3 separate regions of the Homo sapiens genome follow, and all the other regions are linked to region 1. The links are chromatin loops, found by intact Hi-C in ENCODE. Cell type or tissue: PC-9. All regions are shown on one strand.

What was found. A loop is a pair of places that touch in the nucleus more often than their neighbours do. Peaks named below come from ENCODE experiments on the same cell type or tissue, not always from the same donor. Only the 100,000 strongest peaks of a DNase experiment are listed, where the experiment ranks them.
Region 2: a loop joins it to region 1, with 3 times the contacts of the local background. A loop is called at or near these places in 7 of 110 quality-filtered maps.
Region 3: a loop joins it to region 1, with 15 times the contacts of the local background. A loop is called at or near these places in 17 of 110 quality-filtered maps.

Annotation. Positions count from the first base shown.
Region 1 is chr19:55,629,035-55,637,034 of GRCh38, reverse strand. It overlaps LOC107983998 (a long non-coding RNA gene), which reads right to left and starts at 2,032. Exons shown (of 2, transcript NR_171683.1): 1 at 1,323-2,032. It also overlaps a transcript of ZNF581 not described here. RefSeq lists a silencer at 1,411-1,578 and enhancers at 1,698-1,787, 1,858-2,077. In PC-9, CTCF peaks have their summits at 4,267, 4,466 (motif pointing left) and 5,224; DNase peaks (open chromatin) are centred at 2,044, 4,474 and 5,224; H3K4me3 peaks cover 2,704 bases; H3K27ac peaks cover 1,031 bases.
Region 2 is chr19:56,072,207-56,080,206 of GRCh38, reverse strand. It overlaps LINC01864 (long intergenic non-protein coding RNA 1864), which reads right to left. Exons shown (of 4, transcript NR_110741.1): 2 at 3,132-3,646; 3 at 2,865-3,028; 4 at 1,406-2,095. Among named protein-coding and RNA genes, the nearest start is that of LINC01864, 9.5 kb to the right of the region's middle. In PC-9, CTCF peaks have their summits at 3,386 and 3,587; a DNase peak (open chromatin) is centred at 3,576; H3K27me3 peaks cover 702 bases.
Region 3 is chr19:55,136,472-55,144,471 of GRCh38, reverse strand. TNNT1 (troponin T1, slow skeletal type) reads left to right here. Exons shown (of 14, transcript NM_003283.6): 7 at 2,552-2,615; 8 at 3,170-3,286; 9 at 3,512-3,589; 10 at 6,398-6,511; 11 at 7,260-7,369. Among named protein-coding and RNA genes, the nearest start is that of TNNT1, 8.7 kb to the left of the region's middle. RefSeq lists a silencer at 2,698-2,923 and enhancers at 2,507-3,011, 3,141-3,200. In PC-9, CTCF peaks have their summits at 2,866 and 3,069 (motif pointing left); a DNase peak (open chromatin) is centred at 3,051.

The DNA.
Region 1 (8,000 bases):
CTGCAGTGCGTCATGATCAAAACCTTCCCCTCTGCCCTTAGAGTAAACCCAGACACTCTGCAAGGCCCTGCGTAGACTGGCCCCCCAGCTGCCTTCCCTTCTGGGCACCATGGTGCTGGCTTTCCCTTGCCCAGTGCACCAGCCTCTCCCATCTGGAGAGCTTTTGTGCTAGCTCCTCCCCTCTCTGTGATGTTCCTTTCAGCCCCTCACAAGAGTGACTCCTTCCTGGCCTTCAGGTTTCAGCTCACAGAACACTTGGTCATAGCAGCTTTTAGTGACCGTGGTAGCTCCAGGTGCCCTGCTCTGCGTCCTCCGTCTGTTCATTTCCTTCACATCCCACAGCACAATCCATGATATGGCCTCGTTGATCTACTGCCTGCTGTGTTACTGCCTGCCTTCCCCACTCTCCAAGGCCCAGCTCCATCCTGGTCAACATTCTACCCTCAGAATCTATCAAAGGTCTTTCAGGAAACGGTAAGGAATCAATTCGATATTGGTTGAATGAATACATGAATGAATTTGATCGCCCCATCCAAAAGTGAAGCATTACCTCCCTACCCAGCTCCCCACCAAAGAGAACCCCTGCTCAACCCCAAGACATGATCATGAGGAAGCCACACCATCTAGACAAAATTCTTGCCACACCATCTAGAACTTTGGACGTCCCCATTTCCACCCACTCCCTCACTCCCCAAAGCCAGACAAGCACCAAGTTCCATCACCTCCACCCCCTGAGGGCACTGACCTCCGTTCTCCAAGCCAAGTTCTGGCCCCTTCCTTCTCACCTGGACCACCATATCTGGTACCCTGGCCTCCAGTTCCCCTCCCACACTGGCCTGACCCTGACAGATGCTTCTCACAGCTGTGTTGAATGCAACTTCAGCACCATGCATAACATTCTCCCGGCCCCCTTTACCCTCAGGACCAAGTCCGAGTTTCTCAGCCTAGAATTTGAGGCCCTTTGTGAGGTGGCCCAGCCACTTCCTCACCTCACTTCTCATTCCTGTGCTCCAAGCACACACGGCATCTCACAGCCCCCTGGCCAGACCTTGAATTTACACAGCTCCACACGCAAAGGCTTATGTGTTTTCCTCGCCCTGGGAATTCTTCCCCTTTCCTCTACTGGCAGCCTTCTCCTTAGCCTTCTGGAATCATGTATTCTGACCTCTCAAGTTGGCTAGGTGTCACCTATATGCCCTGCTCACCAGTCCACCAGCTCCTCTTTTTAAAATCCTCCCTATAGTATAACCCCCTCAGCCTGCCATGAAAGGCCTCTCACAACCTGGCCTCAGCCACCTTTCCCACCCTTGCCCTCACCCAACCTGTTCCAGACAGCTGCAGCGAATCATTCTGACTTCTCCATTTACACCTCAAATCTTGGGCCACTGTGACTGATTACTCATGTCCCCAAACTTCAGTTCACACTGCATATTCATATCCAGGGTCTCGATGAATCCTCTCAACGGTCCAGCGAGGCTGGCAATCAGATGCACTCCACAGCGCAGAGGGGGCAGAGGCCACTCAGATCTCCGGCCGGAGTGACCGATTGACCCCCGCTCCAGCACCCTCACCTCCCTCTGGCTGCCCAAACCCTCCCCAGCCTGCAGTCTGGGTCCTGCCTCCTTCAGGAACCTTTTCCTGGCCACCCCCTCTTCTCAAGGTCCACTATTCATCCCACTTTGTCTTCCCATGGGAAATAGCCCCTTCTCCCCTCGGGAAATAATACAGTGATGCCCAGGCCTGTGCCTCTGGGGCAATTGGGATCCAAGAAGCCCACCCTCAAGGCTTTCCGCCCTCCTCTTCCTATACCTCGTCCCCTGGTCACCGTAGCCCCTCCCCAAGCCTCCTTCGCAGGGCCTCTCAGTTTCCAACGCCCACTGCCCTGGGGGCCACTCTGTCCCACACCCCAAGTCCCTCACTTGGGCAGGACTCTTAAGAATGCCGTCACTGCTGAACCTGCTCACTCCCCGCAATCCGGCCCGGTCTCCCTATCCCTACGCAGCAAACTTTCACGTCCGGAAGCGGCCGCAGTGACGACTTCCGGGATGCTCCGACTTCTCCAGCAGCTTCCGGATTCGGAGAGCAGCAGGAAAGCACTCGGGCCAGAAACGCACCCACAAGAGAAAGGTTCCTGCGTCGCGCACCTTGCTACTCCACACACACACTACACAAAAGTTAAAATGAAATCACTATTTGGCGCCGTGCCGGATGCTGAGGGAGGGAATACAACAGAGATGGCTTTTGTCAAAAAAAAAAAAAAAAAAGGACTTTTCTTTCTTTTTTTTTTTTTTTTTTTTTTTTGAGACGGAGTCACGCTCTGTTGCCCAGGCTGGAGTGCAGTGTGTGATCTCGGCTCGCTGCAACCTCCACCTCCCGGGTTCAAGCTATTCTCCTGCCTCAGCCTCCCGAGTAGCTGGGATTACAGGTACACACCACCACCCTCGGCTAATTTTTGTACTTTTAGTAGAGATGGGGATTTCACCATGTTGGCCAGGCTGGTCTTGAACTCCTGACCTCAAGTGATCCACCCACCTCGGCCTCCCAAAGTGCTGGGATTACAGGCGTGTGCCACCGTACCCGGCCAGGAAAGACTTTCTAGAGTAGGAAAGACAGTACAAAGTCTTTCTACAAATAGGACCTGAAATCAGAAAGGTCTAGTGATTTGTCTGTTGCTACAGAGCAAAGGCAGAGGGCTGAAATTCTTCAACTCATGAGACAGTTGAAGACAGTCAGGCCCTAACTCTTGATTTGCTCCATGGCAAGAAAATGGAGTACCGTATCCCTATTGGTTAGGTGGTAACGCCAAGGCCATAGAGGGGCAGTCATTGGCCCTGGATCACACTGCTAGTCAAAGCTGGCTAGTAGGATGTAAAGACTTTTATTTTAAAAGTCTCAGGGCTGCCAAATTCATTATGCCAAAGGGAAGGTTAAGCCTGGAGACTGAGTTATGCAACACTGCTATCTGCTTCCCAGATCAACAGCTGTTGCTTCAGAACCTTGTGTCAAAGCATTACACGTTAGCCAGACCCTCACAGAAAAACAAAGCGCCTCAAGTACCTCCACGTGACCACCAGTACACATTGTTGTTTGCTGTCCTCCATCCTCCCATAAAACAAGAACATGGGCCGAGTGCTGTGGCTCACGCCTGTAATCCCAACAATTTGGGAGGTCGAGGCGGGCGGATCACCTGAGGTCAGACGTTCAAGACCAGCCTGGCCAACATAGTGAAACCCCATCTCTACTAAAAAAAAAAATACAAAAAAAAAATTAGTCAGGCGTGGTGGCGCACACCTGTAATCCTAACTACTTGGGAGGCCCAGGCAGGAGAATCGCTTGAACCTGGGAGCTGGAGGTTCCAGTGAGCCAAGATGGCGCCACTGCATTCCAGTGTGGATGACAGAGTGACTCTGTCTCAAATAAAAATAATAATAAGAAGAAGAACATGTCCCTTGTAACTTTAGGTTTGCAATCTAAGTCTAGCTCCTAAAACTAAAGTCTGTTAGGTTTCCCACTGATAATGCTTATCTTCCCAGGTACAGAACAAAAACGATGAGCTCAATCATTCTTCCATCTGTCACCCTCTTCCCACCTGCCTTCCCTCCTTTAAGGAAATGTATAAATACTAAGCCTCCTGAAAACCTTTCCATAAGCCACAGAGGTTTTCTGTGACTCTTGCCTTTCCCAGGTCTGCCCTCAAGCTCTGGATATATAAGCTCTGGAGTGATTGAGGCTCTTGCCTCAGTAACTTATTTTGGTTAACAATGATGTCACTTCCCTCTGCAAGGCTATGTGATGGAGGGAAATGATATCCAGCTCTAAAGATAACCTAAAGAGGCCGGACGGGGTGGCTCACACCTGTAATCCCAGCACTTTGGGAAGCTGAGGCGGAGGATCATCTGAGGTCGGGAGTTCGAGACCAGCCTGACCAACATGGAGAAACCCCGTCTCTACTAAAAATACACAATTAGCCGGGCGTGGTGGCGTGTGACTGTAATCCCAGCTACTCAGGAGGCTGGGGCAGGAGAAGTACTTGAACCCAAGAAGCGAAGGTTGCAGTAAGCCGAGATGGCACCATTGCACTCCAGCCTGGGCAACAAGAGTGAAACCCTGTCTCAAAAAATAAATAAATAAAATCAAGTAGGTGGCCTCAGCCTTCTCAGCCGGCCAGGATATGCTGGGCCAACTCCTGGAAATGTTGGGAACAGTGGGCAGAGAGGCAGTGACCGTCCACCCAGCTGGTTAGCCAGTGTTGGCAGAGGCTGCTGGAGTACTTAAAAGACCTTTCCACTGGACCACACACATGTTCATATCATAGGGCCAGGAGGATGCTGAGTGTGAGACATGATGCTGTGTGAAGTAGAGCAGGCTCGTGAAGGTTTGTAGGAACTCAGGGCAAGGCTGGGAACTGGGCCCTCTTTCTTTGCCTCCTCCTGAGCTGTCTTCTTAAACCACAGTACTACGTGTGTAGGGCACCCCCTGGTGGTCAATAAGGTAATGACAGTTTGGACTTAAGGATACAAGTGAGGACAAAATAGGTGAGCAACTCATCCTGGTTTGGGAGAAGTCCTGGGACTATCCAGTTTTAAAACTGAGAGGAAAAAATAAAGAAGAACAAGGCAAGAAAATAGATGTCTTAGATTTGGCAAATCACCACCATCTGGCTGTTGACAAGGAGACAAGTTATTCCCATTTTATCGATGGGGCTGCTGAGACCAGAGAGTAAACTGCCCATTCACAAAGTCCAGCAGGTGCAGAGTTAAAATAGATTACCCGCCTCCTGAGCGAGACTAACGGGGGAAAGAAGACCAGCAGTTACCCTAGGTGGCAAGTAAATCTTTCTCACTTTTTTTTTTTTTTTTTTTTTTTTTTTTTGAGAAGGAGTTTCGTTCTCGTTGCCCAGGCTGGAGTGCAATGGCGAGATCTCAGCGCTGCTCACCGCGACCTCCGCCTCCCGCGCTCAAGCAATTCTCCTGCCTCAGCCTCCCGAGTAGCTGGGATTACAGGCATGTGCCACCACTCCGGGCTAATTTGTATTTTTAGTAAAGACGGGGTTTCTCCATGTTGATCAGGCTGGTCTGGAACTCCTGACCTCAGGTGATCCGCCCGCTTCGGCCTCCCATAGTGCTGGGATTACAGGCCTGAGCCACCGCACCTGGCGGATTGATCTTTATTGGACACCTGCTGCGACAGGGAACCCTCCTAGGCCTCGTGGGGGCGACAAAGACCAAAATATCAAAATGTCTCACCCACCTTAGAACCTGGAAGAAGCAGGTAGGGACTACTGTGTTTCCTCTAGCCTGCAGAAGCTCAAGTTCAAAGACTCGTTCAGCCTCACTAAGGAACCTTACGTAACTCACGACTAGAATTTGGAAGAAGGCCCTTTGGTTTCTCAAATTCAGCAGTAACATTTCACAGATAAGGAAACTGAGGACCAGAGAGGTTGAATGAAATTATGGCGATAGGCCTGGTGCGGTGGCTCACGCCTGTAATCCCAGCACATTGAGAGGCCGAGGTGGGTGGATCAGGAGGTCAGGAGTTTGAGCCCAGCCTGGCCAAGATGGTGAAACCCCGTCTCTACTAAAAATACAAAAATTAGCTGGGTGTGGTGGCAGACGCCTGTAATCCCAGCTACTCGGGAGGCTGAGGCAGGGAACTGCTTGAACCCAGGAGGTGGAGGTTGCAGTGAGCCAAGATCGCGCCACTGCACTCCAGCCTGGGTGACAGGGCAAGACTCCGTCTCAAAAAAAAAAAGAAAGAAATTATGGCGGCTAGACACGGTAGCTCACGTCTGTCATCCCAGCACTTTGGGAGGTCAAGTCGGGAGGATTGCTTGAGCCCAGGAGTTCAAGACCAGCTTGGGCAACATGGTGAAGCCCTGTCTCTACAAAAAAATACAAAACAGCCGGGCATGATGGCGTGAACACTTGTAGTCCAAGTTACTCAGGAAGCTGAGGTGGGAGGATCACTTGAGCCCAGGAGGTCGAGGCTGCAGTGAGCTATGATTGTGCCACTGCACTCCAGCCTGGATGACAAAGCAAGACCCCATCTCAAAAAAAAAAAAAAAAGAAAGAAAGAAAGAAACAAAGAAAGAAAGAAAAAGAGACCGGGCGTGGTGGCTCACGCCTGTAATCCCAGAACTTTGGGAGGCCGAGGCGGGCGGATCACGACGTCAGGAGATCGAGACCATCCTGGCTAACACGGTGAAACCCTGTCTCTACTAAAAATACCAAAAAAAAAAAAAAAAAAAATAGCCAGGCGAGGTGGCGGGTGCCTGTAGTTCCAGCAACTCGGGAGGCTGAGGCAGGAGAATGGCGTGAACCCGGGAAGACAGAGCTTGCAGTGAGCCGAGATTGCGCCACTGCACTCCAGCCTGGGCGACAGAGCAAGATTCTGTCTCAGAAAAAAAAAAAAAGAAAAAGAAAGAAAGAAGGAAAAAGAAAAAGGGGCCGGGCACAGCAGCTCATGCCTGTAATCCCAGCACTTTGGGGGGCCGAGGCAGGCGGATCACTTGAGGTCAGGAATTCGAGACCATCCTGGCCAACATGGTGAAACTCTGTCTCTACTACAAATACAAAAATTAGCCGGGCGTGGTGGCAGGCGCCTGTATTCCCAGCTACTTGGGAGGCTGAGGCAGGAAACTCGCTTGAGCCCAAGAGGTAGAGGCTGCAGTGAGCCAAGATCATGCCACTGCACTCCAGCCTGGGCGACAGAGTGAGACTTTCTGTCAAAAAACAAACAAACTGGCCCGGCGCGGTGGCTCACGCCTGTAATCCCAGCACTTTGGGATGCCGAGGCGGGCAGATCACGAGGTCAGGAGATCGAGACCATTCTGGCTAACACAGTGAAACCCCGTCTTTACTAAAAATACGAAAAATCAGCCGGGCGTGGTGGCGGGTGCCTGTAGTCCCAGCTACTCGGGTGGCTGAGGCAGGGGAATGGTGTGAACCCTGGGGGCAGAGCTTGCAGTGAGCCGAGATTGCGCCACTGCACTCCAGCCTGGGAGACAGAGCAAGACTCTGCCTAAAAAATAAAAATAAAAATAAAATTGCATAGTAAACATCCATATACCTACCATACCAGGTTTATAGTTTTTAAATATCATCTGCAGTTTGATCCTGAAAGGTCATCATGTTCAGCCGATTATTTTTTTAAACTGCTTTATTGAGGTGTAATTCACATATCACTACATATATAATTCGCCATTTAGAGGTGTGTGTGTGTGTGTGTGTGTGTGTGTGTGTGTGTGTATGTGTGTTTTTGAGACATATTCTTGCTCTGTGCCCAGGCTGGAATGCACTGGCACGATCTCGGCTCACTGCAACCTCTGTCTCTTGGGTTCAAGCGATTCTCCTGCCTCAGCCTCCGGAGTAGCTGCGATTACAGGCCCAGCTAATTTTTGTATTTGTAGTGGAGACGGGGTTTCACCATGTTGGCCAGGCTGGTCTCCAACTCCTGACCGCAGGTGATCCTCCTGCCTTGGCCTCCCAAACTGCTGGGATTACAGGCGTGAACCACCGCGCCTGGCCTCTTTGTAGTTTTTTTGAGACGGAGTCTCACTCTGTTGCCCAGGCTGGATTGCAATGGCACGGTCATGGCTCACTGCAGCCTCAACCGCCTGGGCTCAGGAAATCCTCCCACCTCAGCCTGCTAAGTAGCTGGGACTACAGGCATGCACCACTACACCGGGCTTTTTTTGTTTTTGTTTTTTGTTTTTGTTTGTTTGTTTGGTTTTTGGTAGAGATGGCTGTCATGATGTGTTGCCCAGGCTGGTCTGGAACTGCTGGGCTCAAGGGATCCTCCTGCCTCTGCCTCCTAAAGTGCTAGAATTAGAGGCGGAAGCCACTGAACCCCACCCAATTCACCCATTTAAAGTGTATAATTCAATAGTCAGTATATTCATAGTTGTGTGCACATATCATGATAGTCAACGTTAGAACACTTTCATCACCTCAAAAAGAGATCCCATGCCCTTTAGGTATCACTCCTCTATTCTTCCTTCC
Region 2 (8,000 bases), 440 kb before region 1:
CAGCCCCTCGAGCCCAGCCGCTCCCAGTGACCAGGCCACACCGCTGTGGTCATCAGCACTGTTGGACACCAGCCCCTCGAGCCCAGCCGCTCCCAGTGACCAGGACACACCGCTGTGGTCATCAGCACTGTTGGACACAAGCCCCTCGAGCCCAGCCGCTCCCAGTGACCAGGACACACCGCTGTGGTCATCAGCACTGTTGGACACAAGCCCCTAGAGCCCAGCCGCTCCCAGTGACCAGGACACACCGCTGTGGTCATCAGCACTGTTGGACACAAGCCCCTCGAGCTCAGCTCTCTCCCTAGTGACCAGGCCATACCTCCGTGGTCATGATCAGCACTGTTGGATCCAAGCCCTTCGAGCTCAGCAGTTTCAGACCAGGCTCCGGAATATCCCTGCTGACACAGGGAGGGGAGGAGAGCAGAGGTGGCTGCACAGCCTAACCACTGGCCTCTGGTTTGAAAACTCATTTCTCTTTGCTAAACCCCATTTTCTCATTTGTAAAACCAAGAGCCTGGAATGAGTGTTTCAACTAAAGCCAAAAGAGGGAGTTGTGCCCAAACCATCCAGCTCCGTGCATGGGGTGGATTCAGGGTTACAAGTGCATCCTACGGGGCTGGAGAGAGCACCAGGCTAATAAGGGAGCCAGTGTGAGATGGTAGAGTGGGGAAACCAGAGCACTGTAGCCCAGGAGAAAGGAGCTCCGTTTCCAGCTTACACTGACTGTGGTCACCAGTAGGAAGTCAGACCTAACGATGCCAGAGCTTTCATTTTTTTTTTTTGAGATGGAGTCTTGCTCTGTTGTCCAGGGTGGAGTGCAGTGGCATGATCTCAGTTCACTGCAAGCTCCGCCTCCCGGGTTCACGCCATTCTCCTGCCTCAGCCTCCCGAATAGCTGGGACTACAGGTGCCCACCACCATGCCGGGCTAATTTTTTGTATTTTTAGAGACGGGGTTTCACCGTGTTAGCCAGGATGGTCTTGATCTCTTGACCTCGTGATCTGCCCATCTCGGCCTCTCGAAGTGCTGGGATTACAGGCGTGAGCCACCGCGCCCGGCCTTCATTTTTTATTTATTTTTTCTTGAGGCAGAGTCTTGCTCTGTCACCCACACTGCAGTGCAGTGGCATGATCTTGGCTCACTGCAACCTCCACCTCCCAGGTTCAAGTGATTCTTGTGCCTCAGCCTCCTGAGTAGCTGGGACCACACGTGTGCGCCACCACCCTGGCTAATTTTTATTTTTCTTGGAGATGGGGTTTTACCATGTTGGCCAGGCTGGTCTCAAACTCTTGGCTTCAAGTGATCTGCCCCCGTCAGTCTCCCAAAGTGCTGGGATTATAGGCGTGAGCCACCGCACCTGGCCTGATATATATATTTTTTTAAATAGAGAAGCTGGCAAGACAGATTTAGTAACATGTAACATCATAATTATTAGACTTTCTTCCTTAATATCTCCATGATTCAAGCCAGCAACAGTATGTTGAAAGAAAAACAGTGGAATACCTCCATGAGAACCAAATAAAACATACTGCTGTAGACCAAGCTCGTCCAACCCACCTTATTTTGTTGCTGTTCTGTTTTAGGCTTTTAGCAGCCTGAAATCATGGATTTTAGTTTCTGTCTCTAGTGATAAGTGGAAAAGAGGGATGAGGAAGGGTCTTTACTGGTCCAACCGCAAACAGAAACTGAGAACCTATGACTGTATTCTCTACCTTGGACACCCCTGCTTAGTCTGTTCAGGCTGCTCTAAGAGAATACGTAGTGTGTGTGTCTTAAACAACAGACACTAATTTCTCACAGTTCTGGAGGATGGAAGTCCAAGATCAGGGTGCTGGCATGTCTGGTGTCTGGTGAGGGCTGCTTCCCAGCGTGCGGACGGTGGCCTTCTCCCTGTGTCCTCCTGGGAAGGAAAACAGGAAAATTGGGCAGAGAGAGAAGGAACATGTCTCACATGTCTCCTCTCTGATAAAAGAAAAACTTCAGCCGAATTAAATTTAAAGGAGTTTAATGGAGCAATGAATGATTCGCGAATCACGCAGCCCCCAGAATCACAGCCGATTCACAGAGACTCCAGCGCGACCATGTGGTGCAAGATCTGTAGACATAAAAAAGGGAAAGATGTACAGAAATCGGAGGTGAGGTACAGAAAAGCTGGACTGGTAAACAGCCCGGCATCTGCCTTAATTTAAATTTTTATTTTTGAGATGGAGCTTCTTTCACCCAGGCTGGAGTGAAGTGGTGTGATCTCGGCTCACTGCAACCTCTGCCTCCCGGGTTCAAGTGATTTTCCTGCCTCAGCCTCCCGAGTCGCTGGGATTACAGGCTCCAGCCACCACGCCCGGCTAATTTTTTGTATTTTTAGTAGAGATGATGGGGTTTCACCACGTTGGCCAGGCTGGTCTTGAACTCCTGACTTCAGGTGATCCGCCCACCTCAGCCTCCCAAAGTGCTAGGATTACAGGTGTGAGCCACTGCATCTGGCCTAATTTTTGTATTTTTAGTAGAGATGAGGTTTCGCCATGTTGGCCAGGCTGGTCTCGAACTTCTGACCTCAGGTGATCTGCCCGCCTCGGCCTCCCAAAGGGCTGGGATCACAGGCGTGAGCCGCTACACCCAGCCTGTCACCTGTGTTTGAACAAGTCCTCACCCACTCTTTCCCACGTGGTCCCTCACATCGCCTGCCTGGCATTTGAGTTTGTGACCCCCAACCCCAAGCGTGTGTCAGGATAGGACCGGTTATGCTGCAAGCAAACAGCCCCCATGTCAGGGGCTCACAACACTCAACATTTTATCTTGTTTGTGTTCCGTGCCTGCCATGGGTTGCGGGGAGCTCTGCTCCACGTTGTCAACTCTCTGGGACTCACCATTTGCCGTGGCCAGGCAGAGAGACTTGGCAAATCGTGTACTGCTCTTGAAGTCTCCAGCCAGAAGCGACACACACTTCTTCTGCTCTGGGTTCATCCCCCACAGCAAGGCACATGGCCATGCCCAGCTTTCAGGGAGCCGGAAAGTAAGTCCTATTTTGTGTCTGGGAGGGAAAATGGGAAAATTGGGCAAAGGATTAGTTATTCTGGGTATAATCCAACATGCTGGTTCTCAGAAACCAAACGAGCCTCAACCGTGCATCTCACCTGAGTCTATATTCTCAGTGTTCTCTGTCCTGTGGTCTCAGTGATGGGTCCTGTTCCTTTTACCTGGGGCAACCCCCGGCCCAGCTGGTTCCACCAATGCCAGAACTGGCCTGGATGCTTCTCCACTTCAGCCCTGAGCCTGGGCTGAAGCTGCTGAGGCTCTGCATCCCGCTGGCCTCCTTCCTCTGGATGAGGAGGTAAAGATGATTGCTCACAGTTGGAGGTAGGGTGTCAGAGAGCCCTCTGGGAGCTGCAGATGCACTGTCATTCCTGGTGGGATGAAACACTGCCCAGACCACATCTGGTTCTGTGGCTCCATCTACCTGCCTCTCCTTAGCTGCATTCGCCACTGTGACTGGTGCAATACAGAAATGCTCACTGCAACTGGGCAAGGTCAATATTCTTATTCCGGACCTTCCTTAGGGCCGGTAGGGAAGTGCTGGTTTCTCTCAGCTCTCTGCTGCCACCACCTGGATTCTTGAGAACTGCAGTGTCTGTGAAATGAAGTCGTGGTCCTGGATAAAGGACGGTAAAGTGTTATTATATAACATACCATGTAAAGGCATGGATCTGTGTTAGATAGACAGTGTTTTTGTTCATCTGGTAAAAGTCACATAACAAAATGAACCCATTTTAAAGTGCACAATTCAGTTAGCATTTGGTACATTTACAGTGTTGTAGAACCATCATTTCTGTCTAGTTCCAAAACATTTTTGTCATCCAAAAAGGAGACCTTGTATCCATTAGACAGTCACTCCCCATTCCCACCTTTGCCTCAGTCACCACAAGCTGATTTGAGACAGGCCTCGTTTTGCATCAAGGGTGGTGATTTCTTCAGCATTCCACACAGGAGGAGCTTAGGCCCAGCATTCTGCATGGTGAGCGGAGCCTGGGGCTTGTCTTGAAGCTGGACTTGCTTGTATAGCAAGTGCTGTTTCCTTATGTGTGTGTGTGTTTAGGTTATTTGGGAAAGGATGGCTCATGAAGAGTATATGGTGGTGGTAGGGGAAAAACTTTAGGGTCCTGGTCAGCAACGTACGAGTCTTACCATCCTGTTCAAGAGACCAACCTTTCTGAGCTCCAGCTTTTTCGTCCTTTAAAGATGGTAAATGATGTTTATCTCGCATATTTACTTTGAAGATTGAAGGAGATAACTTACGCAAAGAACTGAGCAAAGGCCAGGTGCGGTGGCTCACGCCTGTAATCCCAGCACTTTGAGAGGTCAAGGCGGGCAGATCACCTGAGGTCAGGAGTTCAAGACCAGCCTGGCCAACACAGCAAAATGCTGTCTTTACTAAAAATACAAAAGTTAGCCGGGCGTGGTGGCATGCACCTGTAATCACAGCTACTCGGGAGGCTGAGGCAGGAGAATCGCTTGAACCTGGGAGGCGGAGGTTGCAGTGAGCCAAGATCACACCACTGCACTCCAGCCTGGGCAACAGATCAAGACTGTCTCAAACACACACACACACACCCCCAAGCCAAAGAACTGAGCCAAGTGACTGTCAAATAGAGGTAACTGGTAGGTGGTCCTGGTTCTTCTTCCTCATCATCAACAGAGCCTGAACCTTGACAACTCATTCTGGGGGCTTAACCACAGTAAGTCACTTGGGACTCCCAACTAGAGTTAGGAACCCAAAAAGCATTCATGATATTTGGTTGCTGCTGTAGCTTAGAAGACAGACAATCTGCCAGTGTGGAAAATGCATTAGGGTTCTTCGAGAAGCAGAATCAATATTCTGTATGTGTGCGTGTAGTCATGTGCTGCATGACATTCCAAACAATGGGCTGCACGGACCATGATGGTCGCATAAGATTATGCTGCTGGAAAATGTCTTCGACCTGGTGCTGTCATAGGCCTTGTAACATCACAGTGCAATGCACAACTCACATGCGTGTGGTGATGTGGTAAACAGGCCAACTGTGCTGCCAATGGTATAAAAGTTGGGCACATACCAGCCTGACCAACAAGGTGAAATCCCGTCTCTACTAAAAATAAAAAAATTAGCTGGGCATGGTGGCTCACACCTGTAATCCCAGCACTTTGGGAGGCTGAGGCAGACGGATCACCTGAGGTCAGGAGTTCGAGACCAGCCTGACCAACATGGTGAAACCCCATCTCTACCAAAGATAAAAAAATTAGCTGGGCATGGTGGCACGTGCCTGTAATCCCAGCTACTCAGGAGGCTGAGGCAGGATTGCTTGAACCCAGGAGGCAGAGACTGCAATGAGCTGAGATCCTGTCACTGCACTCCAGCCTAGGAGACAGAGCAAGATTCTGTCTCAAAAAACAACAACAACAAAAACACACAAAACTAACAAACAAAAAATTAGCCGCGCATGGTGGTGCACACCTGTAGTCTCAGCTATTCTGCTCGGGAGGCTGAGGCAGGAGAATCGCTTCAACCTGGAAGGCAGAGGTTGCAGTGAGCCAAGATCACGCCATTGCACATATAATTATGTACAGCACTTAGTACTTGATAATGGTAATAAATGACTATGTTACTGGTTCATGTATTTACTATACTTTTTTTTTTTTGAGATGGAGTCTTGCCTTGTCACCCAGGCTGGAGTGCAGTGGCGCAATCTTGGCTCACTGCAGCCTCTGCGTCTCAGGTTCAAGCGATCCCCCAACCTCAGTCTCCTGAGTAGCTGGGACCACAGGCACATACCACCACACCCGGCTAATTTTTTTGTATTTTTGGTAGAGATGGGTCTCACTATGTTGCCCAGGCTAGTCTTGAGCTCCTGAGCTCAAGTGATCTGCCCGCCTCAGCCTCCCAAAGTGCTGGGATTATAATTGTCAGCCACGGCCCCTGGGTATACTATAATTTTTAAACGTTATTTTAGAGCATACTCCTACTTACAAAAAAAAAAAAACCGATTAATTGTAGAGCAGCCTCAGGCAGGTCCTTCTGGAGGAACCCAGAAGAACCGTTGTCATAGAAGAAGACAGCCCCATGTATGTCACTGCCCCTGAAGACCTTCTAGGGGGACAAGATACGGAGTTAGAAGAGAAGGATCTTGACGATCCTGACTCTGTGCAGGCTAGACTAATGTGTGTGTGTGTCTTTCTTAATCAAAAATTAAAACGTTAAAGAAATTAGGAAAAAGATTATAGAATAAGGATGTACAGCAAGAAAATCTTTCTATACAGTTGCACAATGCACATGTGTGCATGCGTGTGTGTGTGTGTGTGTGTGTGTGTGTGTGTGTTTAGAGACAGTCAGGCTCTCTTGTCCAGGCTGGAGAGCATGGTATGAACATAGCTCACTGCAGTCTTGAACTACTGGGCTCAAGCGATCCTCCCACCTCAGCCTCCCAAGTAGCTGGGACTATAGGCATGTGCCACCATGCCCGGCTAATTAAAAAATAATTATTTCCTGTAGAGGTGGGGTCTATGTTGTACAGGCTGGTCTTGAACTCCTAAGGGTGATCCTCCTGCCTCAGTCTCTCCAAGTGCTGAGATTACAGGTGTAAGCCATCGTGTCTGATCTATGTTTGTGTTTTAAGCTAAGTGTTATTACGAGAGTCAAAAAATTAAAAAAAAAAATTAAAAGTTAGCTGGGCACAGTGGCTTATACCTGTAATCCCAGCACTTTGGGAGGCCGAGGCAGATGGAGCACCTGAGGTGAGGAGTTCAAGACCAGCCTGGCCAACATGGTGAAACCCCATCTCTACTAAAAATACAAAAATTAGCTGGGCGTGGTGGCAGGTGCCCGTAGTCCCAGCTATTCGGGAGGCTGAGGCAGGAGAATCGCTTGAACGCAGGAGGCAGAGGTTGCAGTGAGCCGAGATCACACCATTGCACTCCAGCCTGGGCGACAGAGTGAGACTTTGTCTCAAAAATAAGTAAATAAAAGTTTATAAAGTAAAAATGTTACAGTAAGCTAAGGTTAATTTATTCTTGAAGAAAGAAAAATATTTTATAAATTATGGTAGCCTAAGTGTGCAGTGTTTATAAAGTCTACAGCAGTGTAGAGTAACGTCCCAGTCTTCACATTCACCCACCACTCACACACCGACTCACCCAGAGCAGCTTCCATGTCTACAAACTTCATTCATGGTAAGTGCCCCATATAGGTATACCATCTTCAAATATTTTCTTTGGTATTTTGTTGTAACTTTTCTACGTTTAAATATATAAATACTTAGTGTTGTGTTACCGTTGCCTACAGTATTCAGTACAGTAACATGTTGTCCAGGTTTTAGCCTAAAAACAATAGGCTCTAAGAGCAAATAGGCTCCAGCCTGTGCAATACAGCGAGAGTCCATCTCTACAGAAAATAACAATTATTTTTTGAGATGGAGTCTGGCTCACATCTGTAATCCCAGCACTTTGGGAGGCCGAGGCGGGCGGATCACAAGGTCAGGAGATTGAGACCATCCTGGCTAACACAGTGAAACCCCGTCTCTACTAAAAATACAAAAATTAGCTGGGTGTGGTAGTGGGCGCCTGTAGTCCCAGCTACTCAGGAGGCTGAGGCAGGAGAATGGCGTGAACCCGGGAGGCGGAGCTTGCAGTGAGCTGAGATCGCACCACTGCACTTCAGCCTGGGTGACACAGCAAGACTCCGTCTCTAAATGAATGAATGAATGAATGAATGAATGAAACGGAGTCTTGCTCTGTCACCCAGGCTGGAGTGCAGTGGTGCAATCTCGGCTCACTGCAACCTCCGTCTCCCAGGTTCCCGCAATTCTCCTCCCTCGGCTTTCGAAGTAGCTGGGACTACAGGCGTGCGCCACCATGCCCAGCTGCTTTTTATATTTATAGTAGAGATGGGGTTTTCTCCATGTTGGCCAGGCTGGTCTCGAACTCCTGACCTCAGGTGATCCACCTGCCTCGGCCTCCCAAAGTGCTGGGATTAC
Region 3 (8,000 bases), 490 kb after region 1:
GGATTTGGAGGCTGCAGTGAGCTATGATTACACCACTGTACTCCAGCCTGGGCAACAGAGCAAGACCCTGTCTCTAAAACATAAATAAAAATAAGGGAATGGGGCCGGGCGCAGTGGTTCATGCCTGTAATTCCAGCACTTTGGGAGGCTGAGGGGGGCGGATTACCTAAGGTCAGGAGTTTGAGACCAGCCCGGTCAACATGGTGAAACTCTGTCTCTACTAAAAATACAAAAGAATTAGCCAGGTATTGTGGTGGGCACCTGTAATCCTAGCTATTTGGGAGGCTGAGGCAGGAGAATCGCTTGAACCGGGAGGCAGAGGTTGCAGTGAGTCAAGATCGTGTCATTGCACGGCAGCCTGGGCAACAAGAGTGAAACTCCATCTCAAAAAAAAAAAAAGGGGGTGGGGTGGGGTGGGGGAATGGACTGAGAGGGATTCCAAGGCAAAGGGACAGGACTTGGGGATTGTTGGGCAAGGGGAGGGAAGCAATGGGGACAACCCCGAAGGGTCTCTGGGCTGGGGAACAAAGTGGACAGTGGGGCTGCCATCTCCTTCTCAGAGAAGTTGGTGAGCTCCATCAGGACGTCATGTGTGGGAAGGTGGGAAAAGTTCAGGAGATACCTGTTAGCTTGAGTCTGGGGCTTAGGAGAGAGTCTGGACCAGAGACAGTTGGCGAGTCCTCAGCAGTTGATGATACCTGAAGTCATTGGAGTGAATGGCATTGATGATGAGAAAAGGGAAAAGGAAAGCTCACTGGCAGCTCACGGGGCTGTCGGGGCAGGAGATAGGGATGGAACAGCCAGAGGGGTGGGAGGCAAGCCGGTATTCATTCCTGTACAATATGGTAAGCCATATTTTATTCCCACACATGACGCCCTGATGGAGCTTATCGACTTTTCCAAGATGGAGATGACGGCCCTGCTGTACACTTGGCCCCCTGGCCCAGAGACCCTTGGGGATTGTCCTCACCTCTTCCCTCCCCTTGCCCAGCATCCCCTAAGTCCTGTCTGCTTCATCTTGGAATCGCTCTTCACTGTCTCAGAAACCCAGAAAAGAGAATTCCAAGGAAGTGGCAGGAAATCAGAGCAGGCTGAGGGCTGAGCCTCAGAGCGGCACCACCCAATAGAAATAGATGGCAAGCCACACACGTCACTTACAATTTCTTACTAAAGGCTGGGCGCAGTGGCTCACGCCTATAGTCCCAGCACTCTGGGAGGCTGAGGCGGGAGGATCACTTGAGCTCAGAAGTTCAAGACCACCCTGGACAACATAGTGAAACGCCATCTCTTTTTTTTTTTTTTTGAGATAGAGTCTCCCTCTGTCACCCAGGCTGGAGTGCGATGGCACGATCTCGGCTCACTGCAATCTCTGCCTCCGGGGTTCAAGCGATTCTCCTGCCTCAGCCTCCTGAGTAGCAGGGATTACAGGCACGTACCACCATGCCCAGCTAATTTTTTTTTTTAATTTCTAGTAGAGATGGGGTTTCACCATGATGCCCAAGCTGGTTTTGAACTCCTGACCTCAAGTGATTCGCCCACCTTGGCCTCCCAAAGTGCTAGGATTACAGGCGTGAGCCACCGCGCCCAGGCTGTGAAACGCCATCTCTACAAAAAATTTAAAAATGGCTGGGCGCAGGGGCTCCTGCCTGTAATCCCAGCACTTTGGGAGGCTGAGGCAGGCAGATCGCCTGAGGTCGGGAGTTCAAGACCAGCTTGGCCGGCATGGTGAAACCCCGTCTCTACTAAAAATACAAAAATTACCCAGGCGTGGTGGCAGGCGCCTGTAATCCCAACTACTCGGGAAGCTGAGGCAGGAGAATCGCTTGAATCTGGGAGGTGGAGGTTGTTGTGGTGAGCAGAGATGGCGCCACTGCATTCCAGCCTGGGTGACAGAGTGAGGCTCTGTCTCAAAAAAAAAAAAAAAATTCTTACTAGGCATATTTTTTAAAGTACAACAATATAGGAAAAATTAATTTTCATAGCACAGTTTTTTTAATCTGTTATATAATGTTTTATCATTTCAACATGTAATCAGTATAAAACATGATTAGTGCCGGGCGCGGTGGCTCACACCTGTGATCCCAGCACTTTGGGAGGCCGAGGCGGGCGGATCACGAGGTCAGGAGATCGAGACCATCCTGGCTAACACAGTGAAGCCCCGTCTCTACTAAAAATACAGAAAAATTAGCCAGGCTTGGTGGTGGGCGCCTGTAGTCCCAGCTACTCGGGAGGCTGAGGCAGGAGAATGGCGTGAACCCAGGAGGCGGAGCTTGCAGTGAGCCGAGGTGGCGCCACCGCACTCCAGCCTGGGTGACAGAGCAAGACTCCGTCAAAAAAACAAAACAAAACCAACAACAACCAAAAAAACATGAGTAGTGAGGTATTTTACCTTCTTTTGTGTGTTTCACTGACAGCCCGCCTCAGCTGGGACCCTCCACGTTCAGGAGCCTCCCGGGGCTGGCGGCTACCTCACTGGACGGCACATCCCGGAGGTGGGAGGTGGCTCAGGGAGGTCGGGCCACTCATGGTCTCTGTGTTTCTGTCCACTCAGCCGCCCCGTGGTGCCTCCTTTGATCCCGCCAAAGATCCCAGAAGGGGAGCGCGTTGACTTCGATGTAAGTGACAAGAGACCCCTCCGCAGGCGCAGTTGCTAGTCTTTAAGGGGCCTTTGTGTCAATCATGAAAAGGCGCCGGCCGGGCGCGGGGCCTCATGCCTGTAATCCCAGCACTTTGGGAGGCTGAGGTGACCCACCTGAGGTCAGGAGTTCGAGACCAGCCTGGTTAATATGGTGAAACCCCGTCTCTACTAAAAATACAAAAATTAGCCGGGCGTGGTGGCAGGTGTCTGTAATCCCAGCTACTCGGGAGGCTGAGGCAGGAAAATCGCTTGAACCTGGGAGGCGGAGGTGGCGGTGAGCCGAGATCGCGCCATTTCACTCCAGCCTGGGAGGAAAAAAAAAAAAAAAGGCGCCGGTCCCCACTCCCCACTCCCGTCTTTGGGAAGCCTGTCCTTGGAAGAGCTGATTAGTGTCAAACACGAGGCATTGCTGCCACCTGCTGGATACCGTCCTGGGAAACGGTTCAGTTCACCATCCTGCATGGGGGAGGTGCTGGGAGGCTGCTGCCCCCTCCAGGGTCTCCTAGGACGGGCTGCCCGTGTGTCCTGCAGGACATCCACCGCAAGCGCATGGAGAAAGACCTGCTGGAGCTGCAGACACTCATCGATGTACATTTCGAGCAGCGGAAGAAGGAGGAAGAGGAGCTGGTTGCCTTGAAGGAGCGCATTGTGAGCCGAGAGTCCGGGTTCCCCCCGGTCTTCCTCCCTCCATGTGGATCCCTTGCATCTTGGGAGATGCAGATAATAGTTTTCCTCCTAGTACAGAGCTGAGCCTTAGGCTTTCGCGAATTCACCCAAGTCGGTGGCCACACTCCAATCTGTTTATTAGCCTACTCTGGGGAAGGAAGACTGGGGGTACGTCCCTGCACCCCCTTATGCTTCTCCGTTTCCCAGGAGCGGCGCCGGTCAGAGAGAGCCGAGCAACAGCGCTTCAGAACTGAGAAGGAACGCGAACGTCAGGCTAAGCTGGCGGTGGGTGCCTCCCCTGCCCTGAGAGCCCAAATGTTACTTCTTCAGCCGGATGCCCATTTTGTTATTATTATTATTATTATTATTATTACTATTATTATTATTCTTTGAAACGGAGTCTAGCTCTGTCGCCCAGGCTGGAGTGCAGTGGCACGATCTCAGCTCACTGTAACCTCTGCCTTCCAGGTTCAAGCGAATCTTCTGCCTCAGCCTCCCCAGTAGCTGGGACTACAGGTGCGCACCACCACGCCCGGCTAAATTTTGTATTTTTAGTAGAGATGGGGTGTCACCATGTTGGCCAGGATGGTCTTGATCTTCTGACCACATGATCCGCCCACCTCAGCCTTCCAAAGTGCTGGGATTACAGGTGTGAGCCACCGCATCCGGCCTATTATTATTTTTTATTCGTTTATTTGGAAATAGGGTCTTGCTCTGTCACCCAGGCTGAAGTGCAGTGGTGTGATCCTAGCTCACTATAACTAGGACCTCCTGGGCTCAAATGATTTTCCCACCTCAGCCTCCAGAGTCGCTGGAACTATATAGGCTGCGCCACTCTGCCCCACTAGTTTTTTTTATTTTTTTATTTTTTGTAGAGACAGCATTTTGCCATGTTGTCCAGGCTGGTCTTCAACTCCTAAGCTCAAGCAATCCACCTGCTTTCACCTCCCAAAGTGCTGGGATGACAGGCATGAGCCATCGTGCCCGGCCTGGATTCTCCATTTTCTTCTTTTCCCTTTTTTTTTAATTTTAATTTTTTTTTTTTCTGAGACAGTCTCGCTCTGTCACCCAGGCTGGAGTGCAGTGACGCGATCTCAGCTCACTGCAACCTCCGCCTCCTGGTTCAAGCAATTCCCCTGCCTCAGCCTCCTGAGTAGCTGGGATTACAGGCACCTGCCACCAGGCTCGGCTAATTTTTGTATTTTTAGTAGAAATGGGGTTTCTCCATGTTGGTTCAGGCTGGTCTTGAACTCCTGACCTCAGGTGATTCACCCCCTTGGCCTCCCAAAGTGCTAGGATTACAGGCATGAGCCACCATGCCTGGCCATTGTCATCATTATTACTATTATTATTATTTTTTTTTATTTGAGATAGGGTCTTTCTATGTTGCCCACGTTGTTCCCAAACTCCTGGGCTCAAGTGATCCTCCTGCCTCAGCCTCCCGAGTAGCTGGGATTACAGCCACCTGCCCGTCACCCAGCTGTGAAGGGGATTTTGCAGATGTGATTAAATTAAAGATCTTGAGATGGGAAGGTTGTCCTGGATTACCTGTGGGGAAGGGCAAGATCATCACAAGGGTCCTTATAAGAGGAAGGCCAGAGGGTCAGACTGAGAGATTTGAAGATGCTGCATGGCTGCCTCTGAAGATGAAAGAAGGTCCATGGGCCCAGACATGCAGGCAGCAGCTGGAAAAGGGAAGGGAATGAATTCTCCCCTAGAACCTCCAGAATAAATTGGTTCTGTTCACAACTTGATTCCAGCCCAGGGGGACCAATTTCAGATGTCTGATCTGCAGAGCTGTAAGATAACAAATCTGCATTGTTTTTCTGCCACTAAATTTGCAAATTACAGCAGTGATAGGAAACTAAGTTTAGGCGCGATGGCTGACGCCTGTAATCCCAGCACTTTGGGAGACCGAGACAAGTGGATCACCTGAGGCCAGGAGTTTGAGACCAGCCTGGCCAACATGGTGAAACCCTGTTTGTACTAAAAATACAAAAATTAGCTGGTAATGGTGGCACATGTCTGTAATCCCAGTTACTTGGGAGGCCGAGGCAGGAGAATCACTTGAACCCAGGAGGTGGGGGTTGCAGTGAACAGAGCAGAGATTGCACCACTGCACTCCAGCCTGAGTGACAGAGCGAGACTCCATCTCAAAAACAGAAAGGAAACTAATTCAGGTACGGAGTGCTGGGTGTACAAAAAGCCTCATGTCCACCATAAGGAGACGGGGCTCAGCCTGGACAAACCACTGTTTCTGGAACATTCAATGAAGAGTTTCTCGAATGTCGTAATGCCTTCGCTCAATATTCCAGAACCCCTTCCTCAGGCTCAAGGCCATCAGCCTCTTTAATCTCCCCAGTCCCTGGTCTTATCACCAGTTACTTCCCTTGACCCCCTCAAAACAGACATTCTCATATCCTGAGACTAAGGGCGACTGTGGCCCAGACAGGCTGAGCATCTGGAGTGAGGTCGTACAGCAGAGTTCACTATCGGCTATTTCAGGGTGGAGACATGCAGAAAAAGCAGGCATTTCTTCTTCTCCTTCATTTCGATTTTTTCTGGGAGGATATTAAGACCCAGAGAAGGGGGCCAGGTGCGGTGGCTCACGCCTGTAATCCCAGCACTCCGGGAGGCCGAGGCAGGCGGATCACTTGAGGTCAGTAGTTTGAGACCAGCCTGGCCAACATGGTGAAACCGCGTCTCCACTAAAAATACAAAAATTAGTTGGGCGCGGTGGCGGGTGCCTGTAATCCCAGCTACTCAGGAGGCTGAGGCTGGAGAATTGCTTAAACCCGGGAGGCGGAGGTTGCAGTGAGCCAAGATCGCACCACTGCACTCCAGCCTGAGCAACAGAGCGAGAGTCCGTCTCAAAAAAAAAAAAAAACAGAGGGGAAGGGACTTGTAGGTGGTCACACGGGGAGACGTGGCAGGGCCGGGAGTGGGTACCCCTGCGTTTCTGCTGGTTCTGATGTCCCAGCAGCCTCTGCGGCACTGGGTCTGCTGATCCCTGTGCCCCAGTTCCACATCCCAGGGCCCTCCTCCCTCAGTCCTACAGGGGAGTCCATGAGGTTAACCCCTTACTTCCCACAGGAGGAGAAGATGAGGAAGGAAGAGGAAGAGGCCAAGAAGCGGGCAGAGGATGATGCCAAGAAAAAGAAGGTGCTGTCCAACATGGGGGCCCATTTTGGCGGCTACCTGGTCAAGGTGAGTCAGCCTGCAGGAGCCTGAGGTCTGAGTTCTGAGGGGGCAGGGGCTGGGGGCCAGACCTCTGGTTCCTAACGGAGGAGGGGCTGAGGCCTGGATTCCTGGGTCTGAGGGAGGAGGGGCTGGGCCCTGAACTCCTGGGTCTGAGGGAGGAGGAGCTGGGGTCTGGACGCCTGGGTCTGAGGGAGGAGGGGCTGGGGTCCTGGACTCCTGGGCTGAGGGAGGAGGGGCTGAGGGCCTGGACGCCTGGGTCTGAGGGAGGAGGGGCTGGGGGCCAGACTTCTGGTTCCTAATGCGAGAGGGTCTGGGGCTTGGACTCAGTCTGAGAGGAGGGGCTGGGGGCCTGGACTCCTGGGTCTGAGGGAGGAGGGGCTGGGGGCCTGCACTCCTGGGTCTGAGGGAGGAGGGGCTCGGGGCCTGCAATCCTGGGTCTGAGGGAGGAGGGGCTGGGGTCTGGACTCCTGGGCTGAGGGAGGAGGGGCTGGGGGCCAGACTTCTGGTTCCTAATGCGAGAGGGTCTGGGGCTTGGACTCAGTCTAAGAGAAGGGACTGGGGGTCTGGACTCCTCCTGAATCTGAGGGAGGAGGGAGTGGGGCTGGACTCCTAGGTCTGAAGGAGATGGGCCTGGGGTGCAGACCTGTGGTCCCAACATGGAAATGGTCTGTGGGATCCGACGTGTGGGTCCCGACACGGCAGTGCTCTGTGGGATGTGGCCCCCAGTTTACTGTTCCGCCTCCCCCACCCTCAGGCAGAACAGAAGCGTGGTAAGCGGCAGACGGGGCGGGAGATGAAGGTGCGCATCCTCTCCGAGCGTAAGAAGCCTCTGGACATTGACTACATGGGGGAGGAACAGCTCCGGTAGGTGCTGTGGGGGGCTCGGGGTGTAGGGGCCTGGGTGTGAGACAGGGGGATAAAGGAGCTCACACCCAGATCTGGGTGGGCAGATACTCCGGGTCTCAGCTCCAGTGCTATGTGACTTTGGGCAAGTGGCTTCCCCTCTCTGGGCCTCTGCTGCCTTCTTTGTGAAACATGTCACTGAACCCACTTTTCGTGGCTGCCGTGGCCTGTAGCATCTGACAGGTGTTACCAAGGAAGCCAGACAAGATGACTTCCCTCCCCCAAGTTTAGGAGATTTTGTTAACTCCGTGATGTGCCTTGGAGCTCAGGATGGGCTGTGCCTTTTACCTAAATTCAAGCCAGGAATGCGGGTGAGAATTTTCCAGCTGAGTCCCTCGCATCTATAGCCAAGACAGCCTGCCTCTCATGATAAGCTACAGGACGGCAGGCTGGTGGGGGCTTGCCTTCAGGAGCCCGCCTGTTTCTCCATGTTCTCTGGCCTGGGCTGTGGCTCAGAAACTTCAACCACCCCAGAGTGGCGCCGTGATCGGGTTTGCCGCTTGCACCGAAAGCCCCTGCCCAGGGCTCAGTGCCAGCTTTGCCGGCTACTTTGTGATCTTGCGCACGTTATCTGACTTCTCTGGGGCTCCCA